Linked DNA regions of Homo sapiens: region 2 is linked to region 1. The links are chromatin loops, found by intact Hi-C in ENCODE. Cell type or tissue: endothelial cell of umbilical vein. All regions are shown on one strand. Each heading gives the region's core, and the rest is flanking DNA. Links, peaks and the distances in the headings are about the cores only. Region 1 overlaps HS1BP3 (HCLS1 binding protein 3). Region 2 has its middle 28 kb from the start of PUM2.

Evidence for each region. Peaks named below come from ENCODE experiments on the same cell type or tissue, not always from the same donor. Only the 100,000 strongest peaks of a DNase experiment are listed, where the experiment ranks them.
Region 2: it touches region 1 in a loop (6-fold over the local background); 24 of 110 quality-filtered maps call a loop at or near these places.

The regions. Positions count from the first base shown.
Region 1 is chr2:20,632,836-20,638,209 of GRCh38, reverse strand. The region is part of intron 4 of HS1BP3 (HCLS1 binding protein 3); the gene reads left to right. LOC124907740 (a long non-coding RNA gene) reads left to right here. Exons shown (of 2, transcript XR_007086243.1): 1 at 1-1,977; 2 at 3,208-3,494. Among named protein-coding and RNA genes, the nearest start is that of HS1BP3, 16 kb to the left of the region's middle. RefSeq lists an enhancer at 2,417-2,466. In endothelial cell of umbilical vein, for the core only: a CTCF peak has its summit at 2,219; a DNase peak (open chromatin) is centred at 2,259; H3K27ac peaks cover 1,801 bases.
Region 2 is chr2:20,376,284-20,381,657 of GRCh38, reverse strand. No RefSeq gene overlaps it. Among named protein-coding and RNA genes, the nearest start is that of PUM2, 28 kb to the right of the region's middle. RefSeq lists an enhancer at 1-373. In endothelial cell of umbilical vein, for the core only: a CTCF peak has its summit at 2,445 (motif pointing left); a DNase peak (open chromatin) is centred at 2,417; H3K27me3 peaks cover 745 bases.

The sequences.
Region 1 (5,374 bases), core at 137-5,136:
CGGGTCACAGGATGTCCTCCACTTGTGGCTCCGCACTGGGGCTTGGTAGAGTCCTCCGTGACAGCTCAGTAGTGCAGGCTGCGGGCCTGTCCGGCTAGTGTGGGAGGACTGGGTGCTCCTTCCAGCTGTGGGACTCGCAGAGGTGGCTGCGGCTCTCTGGGCTGCATCATCTGCATAGCAGGAGCATTCACCTTGGCCCTGCCTCCACACAGGGCCATTCACCAGCCATACATCTCTGGCCATTTACAATCTCTTTTCTTCGGTTTTCCTCAGTGAAAATGGACTCATGGTCGTATCAACCTCTTAGGGCTCCTGTGACGATGAACTGAGTTATGTAAATTTAGCAATCAGCTACCATCATGGCCCCATCTTTCAGTGGAATCAGACCAGGCCAGGGGTGCTGTCCTCCCCGCTCTCTACCACAACGAATGTCTCTTAGCCGTTTACCAAAGCCCTCGGGCGCCAGATGAGTGTAGGTCCTGCCGCAGAAAGGAATTAGAGCCCAGTAGAAATTAGGCAGAAGCAAGTTCAACTTCATCAGCATGTAGAATTCTCTCCTAAAATCACAGCCCACTCTGGAAAGGCCTTCTTCGTGGGGAGGGTTATGGGAGGGTGGGCTGCAGGGTGGCCATGAGACCAGCGTCCAGGGGTGAGGATTTGCACTGGGAAAGGGTACGCGGCGCTCAGGGAGCTGCAGCAGAAACAGGCCTGAGATCTGGGGTCCTGCGGCACCTGGGCACAGCAAGTGCCCTGCAGTCGCTCCTCCTGGCCCTCCGTGGCTGGCCTTGTCCCTGAGTGGGGTCAGCGGCCCTGAGGGAGAGGCAGCCAGAGTAGTGGGTGATATGGGGACAAGCCTGTAATAGTCACTCCTTATCAGCCTGGCCCAACGCGGCAGGCCTTTCTTGGGCTTTATTTTGGTAAGGGTGAGGCTTTGTTTGAACTCACATTCTCTGTTGTTCTGAGTAACCACACGTAGTGCCAAACCGAGATGGACTTTGGTGGTCTGTGCCAACCTTTGGCTGAAGAACACACTTAGCCGAGCGGCTCCTTTTTTGGGTAGGAAAATGTTCTTTGTGGCTGGCAAGTGCTGCCTTGAACTTCCTACTTACTTCATTAGCAGATTGTCAGGGGAGATGTGTCAGCTATCCTGGGACCCCTTGGCGGGGCGGGGGGGGCGGGGGCAGCCCCCTCCCCAGCTCTGTACTCTGGGGCCCTCACCCCTGAATCCTGGGAAAGCTTAGCACCTAAGAGTAATCCTGCCGGCTTAAGACCCTCCCCTGCTGGGGTTTCTTTTTAAGGACCCGTGTGACAAGGTGCTGATGAATCAACGTTATCACCTCTGTCAGGAATAATAAGTAAATTTTTTGAGAGTTTATGAAATGCTGGGAACTAAGTTAGCATTTGCTTGCATGATCTCATTATATCTGTAAGACAGCATTTCTGAAACTACTTGCTACAACCCATAGTAAAAACTATATGGTACGCCATGACCCAGGACACACATGTATAAACATCCCATAAAACTGAAGCAAAAGTTCCCAGAACTCATACAAAACCTTACTAAGTGTATTGTACTGGGATATTTTCTATTCTATTTCAACGTTTGGAAAGGTCATGACTCGCCAAACTGCTTTCAGGATCCACTGTGGGCACAGGTCAAGAAACGGAGCCCTGGAGGCCTGCACTGGCATCAGCCTCTTCTGTGTGGTGGGAAACTCAAGTTCAGGGTCAGGTGGTTCGTCCACGTTCCTGCAGCCTGCAGATGGCAGAGCCAGGACCCCACGCCATCTCCAGTCCAGTCTTTATCAGCCTGGGAGGTGGGCAGGGCCCCAGGATTATCCCCCTTTCACAGATGGTAAAATCGAGGAAGGAGTTGAGCAGGATCTTGGCCAGAGCCGTGTGTGTTCCAGAGCTGTGTGTGTGGCAGAGCCGTACCTTGAAGTTGGGTTTCCACCTCGGCCTTTCACAGACACCCAGGTGGGCTTGTTGATCTCTCTTGGTGCCACCCACCTGCCCTTTGGTGGGGGACTTTCTGTTCTTCTCGGGAGGCTGTTTGTGCACCCCTCTCCCTCCCGTGCGCTTGGTTCCTGTGCAGATGCAGCGGCACCCGTTTCCCAGCTTGCCCTGCCCCATGTCTGGGCTTAGCTCTGGGCTCTCCTGGAGCGGCCACCATTTCCATGCAACCAGCCTCGGTCCTTCCCCGCCGTGGCCGCGGCGAGGCGCTGCTGCTCTGCTGAAGGGCTGCTCCACGGCAGGGCTGCTGGGAGGGTGGGAGTCGCCAGCACAAAGCCGGAGCCCAGGCCGGCCTGGCTTTTCTTTGTCTTTTAAACCTGGTTTTGATTAGGGACAAGAGAGCGTTATTACACCATTAGAGAGCAATTAAAGATAGAAAAAGCCCTCACCTCGGCCCATCCCAACACCACCGCTCTCTCCATCTGCTGGGGCTCTCTTCTGACCCCGTCCCAGCAGCATCCATGCAACCGCAGGCACAATGCACGTGCCTTTTCGTACTCTGCTTTTCCACCCTATGGTCTGTCCCGATTGCTGCTCCATGTCGCCCCTGTTTTGTATTTAAGTTTCTATTTTAGAATGTCACGGTGCTGAGAAAATTGACATTCTACCCTAATAGTTCTGCCTTATGCTGGAAATCCTCTGCGGGAAACCTTTTTCATTGTGACTCAAATAACACACAATTAGTATAGAAAAATTGCAAACACAGATAAAAGTCCTTTCCCTGTGAATTTCTGAATGCACCTTTGAATATTCACATCTTACTGCCAAAATGAGATTGTCTTGTGTGCCGTTCTGGAATTTGCTTTTTTCCAGCTTACATGTTCTAGGTCCTTCCAGATCAATAGCTGCACTCTCCCTCCTTCCTCTGCTGGTTTCTCAGCTCGATGGGCTGTAAGTGGCATTACCAGGCCCTTGCTTGTGGGCGTGGCGGGGTTTTCTGTAGGTTTTTGCTATTACAGGCAATAACCTGAGGAACTTCTACATATACAAAGCTTTTATTCTATGGAGCCTTCCCCTATATACGTGCCCCAGAGCAAGGTCCCTGAAGCTGCTTCTGGGGGCTTTGGGGTACCATTCCAGTAAAAGGTTCTCTAAGGGCTGAAGCCCCTCTGTTGGGAGGCCCCTCTGCTTTTCTAAGCCCTGCCCACCCCCGCCCTCAGGGCCCACTCCTCCCACCTCTTCTTTTGCACACAGGGACCCCCTCCAGGCCCTGGGTCCCTGAGGACTCACAGCGTCCTTGGGACAGGCTGGCTCCTGTATGAACAAATGCACCTGCCTGCAAAGCTGGTCTTCCCAGACTCCCTGGAAGGGGGAGCCCACACCCGGGTCCCCGTGCTGTGGCCTCCGTGGTGAAGCTGGATGTTTCTCTGGAATGCCACGTTTTATGGTTGTTTTTTAATATGGATTTTGCTTCATCTTTCATAAAACAACCACATGTATTTTAGTATAAAAATAATATCTTACTCTATATTTGGATGAAATCACTTCTCTGGAATGATTCTGTGGTTTTGAATGCTCCTGGCACATTGCCAGGTGCTCCCAGATTTGCTAACCCAAGATTTAGCAGCAAGACAGTCCCTTAAGGTGAGCCGTGGAGGGGAGCTCTGTGGGGACAGCAGGGCCTCAGTCCCACCTCCTGAGGTGCCCTGGAGCTGCTTCCCCGAGGGTGCCTCTTGCTAAATATCCCGACCACTGCGCATGGGCCTGGCACCTCTTTGTTCATTCCAGCCTGAGCCTGGGCACCCAGGGCTCCCCTGATGCCACCAGTGCAACAGAGACCACCTAGGGATTCTGGGCCACTGAAAGCTTGGCAGAGATAGAGATTCCAGGCCCCCCTCAGATCTGGGTAGGGCCCCCAGAATCTGTGTTTTAACAAGCTCTTGAGTTGGTTCTTCCGCAAGCTCCTGTTTGAGAATTCCCAGAAACCAAATTCTGTTAAAGTGTTGGAAATGCCAGAAAGGAAACAGGTGTGGAGAGTGGCAGGTCAGCCGTCACCACAGTCTGCCGCCCACAGGGGGCTGAGGACAGGGCGTGTCCAGAAGGCACTTCCGGTACTGTCTGCTCCCCAGCAACTCCTGCTCGGGCTGGGCTTTCCCTCGTCTGCTGACCCACCTGCTGGACGAGTTCTCTGCTGTGCCATCCTGGGGTTCATGTGGGGGCCACGAGCCAGGATGGCTGGGCCCGACCTCACCCTGCACCTGTGCAGCACTTAGCCCTGGCCTGGCTGGGGACCCAAAGCCATAAGGAAAGGAGGAGGCAGGTGCCACAGCTGCCCTGCAGCGTCACGCAGGCGGCACTCCACCCAGGCTGTCACAGTGATCACAGCAGCACAGTGTGCATGCCAACTGCATTTCCCCATCCAGATTACTGCCGTGGCCGGACGCAGCAGCTCACGCCTGTAATCCCAGCACTCTGGGCAGCTGAGGTGGGCAGGTTACTTGAGATCAGGAGTTCAAGACCAGCCTGGTCAACATGGTGAAACCCTGTCTCTACTAAAAATACAAAAATTAGCTGGGTATGATGGGGCACGCCTGTAATCCCAGCTACTCAGGAGGCTGAGGCAGGAGAATCGCTTGAACCTGGGAGGCGGAGGTTGCAGTGAGCTGAGATTGTGCCACTGCACTCCAGCCTGGGCAACTGAGACTCTATCTCAAAAACAAAACAAAACAGAAACCAAACAAACAAAAAAACAGATTACTGCACAAAGTCCTGCCTGAATGAATGGGCTGTTAGGAACAACAGATGTACCAGTGGTTTCTGCTTTTTAAATTCAGTAGCAAAACCTTTGGCTCAAGAGAAATATCATCCAGAATCCCAGTACATAAAACAGGCTGAAGTAGGATTTCCCCTGGTTGGGACAAGTGAGGACTGGATCTTTGTCCCTCCAGCCTCAGCCCCACTTCCTGGGGTAGCCCTGGGCAGCTTTGCAGAAGGCGAGGGCCCCTTAGAGTATGGTTTGACAGTGAGTGGGGCAGCTGGAAACCCCCAGGATGTGTGGCTACCCCCAGAGCAGGGTTAAAGATGGGCAGTCCCAGGTTCAAATCCCCTTTCTGCCACTCAGCTGGCGGACGCTGAGTGCGTTGCTGTACTTCTCCAAGCCTGTTTCTTTCTTTGTAGAGTAGGGGTAAAGTAGAGGCCCAGTGGCTGAAAGGATAAAATGAGATGGAGCACTACAGGAAAGTTCCTTTGTAAAATGTTATCACTATTTCAGATTCACTTTGCTCTAAAGAGGTCTTTGTGTATTTAACCAACAGTTGAAATATGAATATAAAAGGCAGCTTTTCCACTTCCTATAGTTGTTATGCAAATATCAGTCACTGTGATGTGCACACTATGACTTTACCTCCCTCCAGGAGCGCCG
Region 2 (5,374 bases), core at 56-5,055, 260 kb after region 1:
AACTAATGCACTTGGATGGAAAGCCTAGGGGAATGAGTTCCTTCGGGCAATAAGGACTTTGAAAACTTCTCATAGATTCCTGGAAATCTAGAAGGCCACACACCTAAAGTGGTACGCATGCTCAGAAAAGACCTGATAAGGCTCTAAAATTCCATGTCAGGGTGACCTTCCCCTCAGGCTCTGTTCAAGCAGGTGAGGGCTAAGGCACAATTGCAAACCACCTGGCTGAATGTTGAAGATCTGTCCCAACACCTACAAAAAGCCCATCTGCAAAGACTGGGAGATATTTTGGTATCAGGTGTTCAAGGAAAGCTCTTTCTAATCATTAGCTGACTACTATAAGTCATGGATAATGGAATATAATTGAGAGTATCGAGAAATAAACTCATATATTTATGATCTACTGATTTTCAAGAAGGGTATCAAGATAATTCAATGGAGAATTGTCTTTACAACAAATGATGTTGGGAGACTGGATAGCTACGTGAAAATAAATGAATTTGGACTCTAACAGCTTAGTCCCTGGGCTGCTGGGGGAGGGAGAGGGTAGAAGGGAGGCGTGGCTGCTGGGGCCCCCTCTAGACAAGCACTCTGGTCCCCAACCTGCTGTTCCAGGGGTTCCTTCCAAGCACACTCTTTCCCCAACAAGATCATTCCATTTTTGTCCCCGTCATTTGGGAAAATGTAGTTTCTCCTAGCTTAACCATGCCTTCAGCAACACAGAGCCATGCATGCTTCTCAGATGTAGCTCCTTGGATCTCTGGTCACAATGGGCCTTTTAGGAAGCACTGGGGCCTCACACACCCTGGCAAGAAGCCCAGGGAGAGGGTCCTGCATGAGGTGGAGTGGAGCAGCCCAGGGCCTTTGATACCCTGGACAATATTGGTGTCAAGAAATTCTTTCTGTATGAACAGACGCTTCTCAGAAAAAGACATTTATGCAGCCAATAAACATGAAAAAAAAGCTCAACATCACTGATCATTAAAGAAATGCAAATCAAAACCACAATGAGATACTATCTCACACCAGTCAGAATGGCAATTATTAAAGTCAAGAAACAGGCTGCGCACGATGGCTCATGCCTGTAATCCCAGCCCTTTGGGAGGCCGAGGGGGACAGATCACTAAGGTCAGAAGTTTGAGACCAGCCTGGCCAACATGGTGAAACCCCGTCTCTACTAAAACTTACAAAAATTAGCTGGACGAGGTGGCACACGCCTGTACTCCCAGCTACTTGGGAGGCTGAGGTGGAAGGATCGCTTGAACCCGGGAGGTGGAGGTTGCAGTGAGCTGAGATCGCGCCACTGCACTCCAGCCTTGGCAACACAGTAAGATTCTGTCTAAAAATAAAAAAAAAAAAAAGTCAAGAAACAACAGATGCTGGCGAGGATGTGGAGAAATAGGAATGCTTTTACACTGTTGGTGGGAATGCAAATTTGTTGAACCATTGTGGAAGACAGTGTGGCGATTCCTCAAGAATCTAGAACCAGAAATACCATTTGACCCAGCAATCCCATTACTGGATATATACTCAAAGGAATATAAATCATTCTATTATAAAATGCATGCACACGTATGTTTATTGCAGCACTATTCACAATAGCAAAGACACGGAATCAACCCAAATGCCCATCAATGGTAGACTGGATAAAGAAAATGTGGCACATATACACCATGGAATACTATGCAGCCATATAAAGAAATGAGATTATGTCCCTGAGAGAGACATGGATGGAACTGGAAGCCATTATCTTCAGCAAACCAGCACAGGAACAGAAAACCAAACACTGCATGTTCTAACTTATAAGTGGGAGCTGAACAATGAGAACACATGGACACAGGGAGGGGAGCAAAACACACTAGGGCCTATTGTGGGGTGGGCAGGGGGAGGGAGAGCATCCGGATAAATAGCTAATGCGTGCGTGGCTTAATACCTCGGTGATGGGTTGATAGGTGCAGCAAACCACCATGGCACACGTTTACCTATGTAACAAAACTGCACATCCTGCACATGTACCTGGAACTTAAAATTTTAAAAAAAGAAAAAAGAAATCCTTTTAAGAACACTCTGGGACACAAATGATGGGAACAAGACCAAGTCCTGATTTCTGAAAGCTCCGTGGCCCTACAGCCCCAGGAGCAAGAAGGAGAAAGTGATTGTCAACTCAGAGACCTCGAGTAGGTGCCAGGCCTCTCCCATCTGTCAAGGCAGGAACAGCTGGCCACAGCCTCCAAGCTTCAGCAAAGCCAGGCAAAGAAGCAGCCGTTCCTGCCCTATCTACTGAACCCAGTATTTCCCACCCACGAGAGCCCTATAAGGACAGGACAGAGTCCTGGGAGAGGAGCTGCCTCACGGCCCAAGAGCAATCTTGGCACCGCTCCCTACGGGAGCACCAGGCCCAGGCAAAGGCTGGGAGGGTGGACGCCCAGGCCTGGACTGGGGGCTGCCGCCCTCTAGTGGGCCCAGAGGGACAGAGGGAGAGAGAAGAACTGGACAGAGAGAAAGAGGAGAAAGAGGAGAAAGACAGAGAGAGAGAGAGAGAGAGGGCGTCAAGGCAAAGGGGAAACAGAAGGACATGGACAGGCGAGAAGTAGGGAGAAGCAGTCTCATTCCCGGGCAATTCAGCTTCCCACTGGGCAGTGCATATTTCACCTGATTTGTACATTGGTCCCTGAGAGCTCTGTGAGGGCGAGTGTGGCCAGGGCTCTCATTCATCACCAATAGCTCTGACGGAGTTGGGAATTCCTGAGCCACTGTTCTTTGCTGATCTTATCCGGCTGCCTCCTCCTGTGAGATTGCACCGAGGACCCGCTGCCAGATGGGTCAACTTAGGTGTCATCTCCTTCTGACTCCAACTGTCCCATCCATTCCTCTGATTTCCACCCAATCCTTATATTTTTGCTAAATCTGTAGTTCTATTCTTGACCTCCCTCCAGAGCTTCAGACCTGTACACCAAGTTATCCACTGAACACCCCTCGTGCACGCCCCTGAAACACCTCACACTCACTATGTGCAAAATGGAGCTCATCGCCTTCCCCAAACCCACTCCTCTTTGTGGCGTCTCTAATCTTCAGCAACCCTACCATGTTTACTTAACATGGTAAACACTGCGAGGGGCCACCAAGGCTCCCCTCAGGAATGAGGGGTTTATTCTCCCAACTGCTAGAAGCACTGCCGGCAGAAAACCAGGGGTTTCCTCAACTGCAGAGAGCCCCTCACCCAAGCTCATTCCTTTCCCAGAAAGGTCCACATCCTGTGACCCATCAATGTGAGAACACAAAGACCCAGACCCGTTGCCCCGGCTGGCACAACTCTGCAGGGTGGTCCCAGTTTTGCAGCTCCCGGGAGGGTCAGAGGGCTCTCTGTTGAAGCTGTACTGCAGCTCACTTTCTCCATCTGCCCAATCCTGCTTCCTCCCCTTCCCTTCCGTAGGCATTGAGCCCAAAAGAACAGCCGAATCAACCTTTGGATGTCTGTCTGAGACTTTTTTCCCAGGAGTGCATTCTGCATGGCGCCAATCAGAATCCCAAAAGAAAAAATCCCAAACACCATAATCGCAAATGGTGAAATCCTGAAAGATCTAAAATCCCTACCATCTAAAATCCTAAATATCACAACCCCAAAAGACTAAAATCCTGAAAGCTGAATTCTGAGAAAGGAATTCGAACATTTTCAGTTGTAGGCAGGACAGTTGTATCATGTCAGTTGCACCACATTAAGCAGAACTATTACTTCATTATTGTTTTTATTTGCATTTGGTGGAAAATTCAGATGAGTGGATTGGCCACTTATCTGAACGACAACAAAAATTACAGTTTAAAAATGCGTCATTTTCTGCATTGGTGAATATTCCATCTGGCTGATGAAATTCCAGGAGCTTTTAATAAATATAAAGCTTCATTTGCCTGAAGAAGCCAGCAAAGTTATTGACTGGTTTGAAAATAATTATGTTCATGGTAGAATAAGAAGACATGGTGTTGCTGTCCTATCGCCAGTATTGCTTCCACCAAATTCATGATCTGTATATGAGGGCATGTGAAATGGATTTCTGAGTCCCCAAAACAACATAGAAACATGGCACAGCAGATGGGAAAATGTAGGCCGGTTGCGGTGGCTCACACTTTTGGGTACTTTGGGAGGCCAAGATGGGTGGATCACCTGAGGTCAGGTGTTTGAGACCAGCCTGGCCAACATGGTGAAACGCCTTCTTTACTAAAAATACAAAAATTAGTCAGGTGTGGTGGCACATGCCTGTAATCCCAGCTACTCGGGAGGCTGAGGCATGAGAATCACTTGAACCTCAGAGGGGGAACTTGCAGTGAGCTGAGATCACGCCACTGCACTCCAGCTTGGGCGACAGAGAAAACTCCGTCTCAAAAAAAAAAAAAAAAAAAAAAGATGGGAAAATGTAACAGGGAATACTGAATCATGGAAGAATTTCTTTTCTTTCTTTCTTTTTTTTTTCTGAGACGAAGTCTGGCTTTATCACTCAGGCTGGAGTGGAGTGGCCTGATATCTTGGCTCACCGCTACCTCTGCCTCCCAGGCTCAAGCCAGCCTCCCACCTAAGCCTCCCACGTAGCTGGGACTACAAGCACGCACCACTATGCCCACCTAACTTTTTGTTGGTGATGGTGGTGGTAGAGATGGGGTTTCACCATATTTGGGACGTCTCAGCCTCCCAAAGTGCTGGGATTACAGGTGTGAGCCACTGTGCCTGGCCAAGAATTTCAAAAAGAGCAACACCACATTGAAAATGAATGTGAACATATTTGCTAAGAAGAGCCATGCCCTAAAAGAAAAAAAGCAACTATTCATCTCAATGCAGGACTTCAAAATGTAATAATGATCATCAAAGTTGGTTAGCTCTTACGGTCTACCTATGTGCAATTACCCACAATCTATCCCTGTAATACACTTTTTCATATGTCAATTTTTCTGTTTTTATTTTTTTAGTTTTTCCCACTATTTTAAATTGTCAGCATTACTTTCAACAACTCACTATGCTATGGATTTCTTTTTTTTTTTAAGAGATGGGTCTCTCTATGTTGCCCAGGCTGAAGTGCATTGACTACGCACAGGCATGATCATAGCACAGTACAACCTCAAACTCTTGGGCTTAAGCAATTCTGCCTCAGCCTACCGAGTTGCTGGGACTATGGGTGTGTGCCACCATGCTCAGCTATGCAATGGATGTCATCGTCGCATCATTTCCAATAGGGGAGGTATAAATTTTATAAAGACTTTTATATTTTACCCAAATTTGCTTCCACAAAATTACATTACCTCAATGTTGCCTTTGTGTGTAAGCAATGCGCATGTATGTAAAAACGTTGAAACTTCCTCAGTAAATGAAGAGATGTCCGTTTTTGTT